Regions from separate parts of the Mus musculus genome. Here region 1 is linked to region 2. The links are chromatin loops, found by intact Hi-C in ENCODE. Cell type or tissue: gastrocnemius. All regions are shown on one strand. Region 1 has its middle 2.8 kb from the start of Gm26409. Region 2 has its middle 6.1 kb from the start of Fam240a.

Evidence for each region. Peaks named below come from ENCODE experiments on the same cell type or tissue, not always from the same donor. Only the 100,000 strongest peaks of a DNase experiment are listed, where the experiment ranks them.
Region 1: a loop joins it to region 2, with 7 times the contacts of the local background. A loop is called at or near these places in 18 of 42 quality-filtered maps.

The regions. Positions count from the first base shown.
Region 1 is chr9:111,071,377-111,073,876 of GRCm38, forward strand. It overlaps the pseudogene Rp31-ps19. Among named protein-coding and RNA genes, the nearest start is that of Gm26409, 2.8 kb to the right of the region's middle. In gastrocnemius, a CTCF peak has its summit at 971 (motif pointing left); a DNase peak (open chromatin) is centred at 982; H3K4me3 peaks cover 217 bases.
Region 2 is chr9:110,921,730-110,924,229 of GRCm38, forward strand. No RefSeq gene overlaps it. Among named protein-coding and RNA genes, the nearest start is that of Fam240a, 6.1 kb to the left of the region's middle. In gastrocnemius, a CTCF peak has its summit at 1,231 (motif pointing right); a DNase peak (open chromatin) is centred at 1,233; H3K27ac peaks cover 362 bases.

The DNA of each region.
Region 1 (2,500 bases), 150 kb after region 2:
CTGGAGTCCCCATTTCCTTCATGGCAAACTTCCGAATTTCTTCGAGTGCCGGAGTAGCATGCTTCCGGAAGCCCACTCCATGGATGCGCTTGTGAATGTTGATGGTGTATTCTCGGGTCACTGCCTCGTTGATGGCAGAACGGCACTTCTTCTCGCCACCCTTCTCTTTGGGAGCCAATCTGCGGGGCCCACGTTGGAAAGGAAGGACGCGAGGGATTGTCCTGACGTGGCTGTGAAACCACAACCAGCACACCGCTGGGCATCGTAACCATTTAGTAGCACCAACTGGGAAACTGAGGTCTGGGTTTCGCTACGGTGGGGATTATCATTTATCGTCTCCAAGCCTCCTGCTGAACTGTGAGGCTCCTTATGAGCTACACAGAGGTAGGGTAAGGAGGTTCCTTTAAGAGCTGACTAGGTCTTCACTCTCCAGAATGGATTCACTGAAGCCAGGCACCATGGGATGCATCTGTAACACTAGCACTTGTGAGTCTGAGGGTGAAAATTTTGGAGTTTGAGGCCAGCCCGGGCTACACAGCAAGTTCAAGGCTGTCCTAGGCTTAAAAAAAAAAAAAAGTTATTCTGCCATTAGTGGATTTGTGAGCTAATGAATTATCTTAAGAGTGTGTGTACACCTTAAGAAGCACTTGAGCTAGGTCACCTGCATACTCTGCATTAATTTTTTTCAAGCATGTCCCCACACCATTTCATTTCCATTTTTTTTTTTTTTTTTGTTACGCTCTTCGTCTCAAATCTGACTCCGATAAGCCACATAAAACGTATTGCCCTCAACTTCTTGCCAACTACACTTCCTTTGCAACGAGTAATAAACTCACTCAACAGACACACACTCGGGGCATTCCACCGGGGTGATTATGTTGTCCCAAGAGCCTAGGAACAGGAAAAGCAGAGGTGGAGAAAATAAATCCACATTTATGGTAGAAGGCAGACAGTGGAATCAACCTGCCACCTGGTGGCTGACTGGTCTCTCAGAGAACTGTTCTCAGAGGAATGGACATATTACCCACTTGGCATTGGACGCTCCTGACTTCCTGCCTTGGTCTTGGGGAGTCCGAGTTGGTAAGCTTCTACACAGCCTCTGTAATGCAGCCATTATGGGCCTCTCTGCTCACAAGTCCATCAGGCAGACGCTGGGCGGCTGGGGAATGAGGCTGACTGGTAGCTGTGAGTGACATTTTGTACTGAGTGTTGAGACCACCTCTGTAGGAGACGTTCTTTGCCTGCATAAGTGAACATTCACAGGGAGACAATAGTCTTCTCTTCCCGCTCCTTGAGGTCCAGCCCCCTGCTGTCATGAAACCCTGCTGCTAAGGTCGAAGTCTGACGTTACTGGAAAGCCCTGAGCTTGATGCACAATGGCAAACTCCCCTGTGTCACTGGGGTTTCCTCCTCGCTACCTGAGGAACATCTCAGCCTGAGATTCCTGGAGCGCCTCCCTGTGTTAATGAGGCATCTCAATACCTTATGATCTTTGACCACCCTGGTTATTCTCACCCGCTTCCCCCAAACTACATAACCTTTAGTTCATCCTGAATAAAGTATATACAAGCCCTCGCCGGATGGAGGTGTGTATACAAGCTAAGATTGTCTCAGAGAACTATTTCATTGAGGATCATTGGAGAAGGCCTTCACCTAAGAGAACCGTGACACTAAGATCCTAGGAGAAGTAGCCCCCTCTACCCCACTCCCAGCTGGACTGGATTCCTACAGACCTCCACCTGTTCCCAACTCTGCTGCATCCTTCCAGCCTGATGGGCAGCCATGTCTAGACACTCTGAGAGGGAAGAAGCAGAGGATGTTGAACCACACCCTGCCCCCTTCATTGTTATTCATTTTCAGATCCTGATCCCTGATCATCCAGAAAAAAACGAGTCTCTGGGGATTTAAGTTTCCCGCCAGCTCTTGATGTAGATAGATCAAGCTGCAGTGAAATCCACTCACCCGGCTTCTGCCCCAGGACAAGCTGGCTTTCATCGCTGTCCCACAGAGTCACCCTGAGTGGAATTAGCTGTGGCAGTAGAGCTGGTTACTTCCATTGTATGGAGCAGACTCATCAGTTAAGCCATATCAAGTGTTTTCTTCCTTAGCCAACTGGCCCAGGGGGATTTGGAGATAGATAGGACAAAATACAGTGTAAACATGTATAAAATTCACAGAGTAGATTTTAAATAATTTTTAATGTCACATGTTGAAATCTAATCTTAATGTGATGGTGTAGGAAATTGGAACCTTTGGAGGCAATCATGGTGCCTTGGAAATGGTATTAGCACCCTTACAAAAGCTGGAGAGCTGCTGTGTGCCTTTCATCATACAAGGCCCCAGCCAGGAAAAAACTGTCTATGAACTAAGAAGAGGACCCTCATCACAGAGACATTCTGCTGGGACTTTGGTCTTGGACTTTAATCTTCAGAACTGTGAGAAATAAGCTTATGTTTCCCACAGGCCACTGAATTTATGGGGCTTTGTTGTAGAAGACCAG
Region 2 (2,500 bases):
CTCATCTTCCTTCTTGCACTGTGTATCAGTGTGTGCATGTGTGGTGTATTTGTGTGTATTGTGTCTGTATATGTGTGTGTGGTGTGTACAGGTATGTATGTGTGTCTCTGTATGTATTGTGTCTGTCTGTGTGTGTGTGGTGTATACAGGTATGTGTGTGGTGTCTGTGTATGTATGTATGTGTGTGTGGTATCTGTGTGTTTGTGTATGTCTATGTATGTGTGTGATGTGTGTGTGCCTGTGTCTGTGTGTATGCTATGTGTGATATCTGTGCATATATGTGTGGGTGTGTGTCTGTCTGTGTGTGTGTCTGTGTCTATGTATGTGGGTGTGTGTGGTGTGTGTGTGTGGTGTTCTTGTGTGTGTATATAAGTGTATGCTGTGTGTATATGTGTGTGCTGTGTGTGGTGTCTGTGTGTATATGTTTGGTGTAAGTATGTGTCTGTGTCTACGTATGGTGTGTCTGTGTGGTGTGTGTGTGCATGTATGTGTGGTATGTGTGTGTATATGTATGGTGTCTGTGTGTGTGTATATGTGTGGTGTGTGTCTGTGTGTGTGTATATGTGTGGTGTGTGTCTGTGTGTAAGTGTGTGGTGTGTTTTTGTCTGTGTCTATGTGTGGTGTGTCTGTGTGTGTGGTGTGTGTCTGTGTGTGTGTGGTGTGTGTGTCTGTGTATATGTGATGCATCCATACTTACAAAGGCCAGAAAGTGTAGAGTCCAACTTGTTGGTTTGGAGCAGGTTCCCTCCCTGTACCAGGAGCTCATGTTTTGACTACGCTGTCAGTCAGCAAGCTCCAGTTTCCGTTACAGTGCATGGAATCACACTGGTCTTTATATATCAGTGTTGGAAGTGGAAATCCAATTCTCATACTTGAGCAACAAGATGTCTGCACCATCTTTTCATCCCTCGGATTTTTCTTTATAGTCGTGGCTTGTACTGAGTAGACAGGTTCCTGTCTCTGACAAAAACGGAGGACAGAAACCCCACTCTTCTCCAAAGAAGCATGCTGATAAAAAGTGGACACAAACCATGAACTGCCGTGTGACAGTCTGAACTGCACATAGCCGGATGAGGCTTTCGGGTAAAGACTAGAATTGCAAGATTACTAACACTGTTAAACTCTTTGTTTTCTGCAGTCCTTGGTTTAGACTCAAGACTCTGAAACCTAGAAACTGAGCTCAAGGCTTCCGAGGCTTTGACATCGAAACACCTGATCTCCAGTAGGGGGCGCTGCAGCCTAGCAGGGCGGAGCTGACTCTTCTGGCCAGTTTTTTCTCCTGATGGTCCCAGTAAAACTCATGTCAGGCTCAGATTTTAGACTAAGGGACTGGAAAGGGGGAATTCTGAGAATTAGAGCTAAAGAATTAGAGGGGTTAAAGAGTGAAGCCCAGGAAAATATATTTGAACAAATAAAAGCTAAACTCTCCCAAGTTGGACAAACAAAAACAAAACAAAAACCCTCCATAAATCCTCAATCTTTAGCTTCAAGAAATTGAATCCAAAGGAACCCATATCCAGACCCGGTGCTCAGCGTGGAAAAGGCCAGAGTGCTGAAAGCAGCTGACTCTTCAGTACACATGGACAAACCCTGGCAGAGCTGGGCAAGAAAACAGACACACCTGGGTGTGATAATGACTTTTCTCCTCTCTGGATAAAAAAGAAACCCGTAGCGAGCGTCCAGAGGAAATCATGGATATAAAAAAATGTGAGTGTCACCTGGCTAGATCGAAGCTTTTCAAGTATATATAGATTAAACCACTCAAATGTTTCCTGGAGGGGCCAGGAATTGTAGCCTAGTGGGTGGGATGCCTGCCTAGCGTTCTGGGACCTCTAGGCTCAATTCTCAGCAAGGAATAAGGCTGGGTACCTTGGTCCATGCTGTAATTCCAGCACTCAGGAGATCAGAAGTTCAAGGCCATCTTCAACTACATAACAAGCTCAGAGCTAGCCTAAGCTACAAGACACTTTGCCTTTAACAGAGGGGGTAGTGGCAGGGGGGCAGGTGGCTCTTTCAAGCCTAAAGAGCTGAGTGCAGGGGTTCCACGTGGTGGGAGAACAGAACTGACTTCCGGAAGTTGTTACAATGTACACTATGACATGACCGTCTTCCCCAGTAAATTAATTAATTAAACGTAATTTATAAATTCCCAGAACTAGTCAATGAATTTAGCAAGGATGTAGGGCATATAAATGATTCCAAACCAACCCATGCTAACAATGAACAATCTGAAACTAAAGTTCAAATCTCAATAGCATTAGCAATATATCCCCCCTCCCCGCATAAAACACTGAGATATCCAATAGAACACATGTATGTTTGCTAAAGGCTGATGAGTGGGATACTAGAAACCTTCTTCAGAATGAGAGCTATACAAGGTTTGTGACTCAATATAGTAAATATGTCAGTCTTCCCAAACAAATGTATACACGTACTATGACGTCAAATAAAGATCCAGGGTAGATTTTAAAAACAGATAGAGATGAGCTGATACTGAATT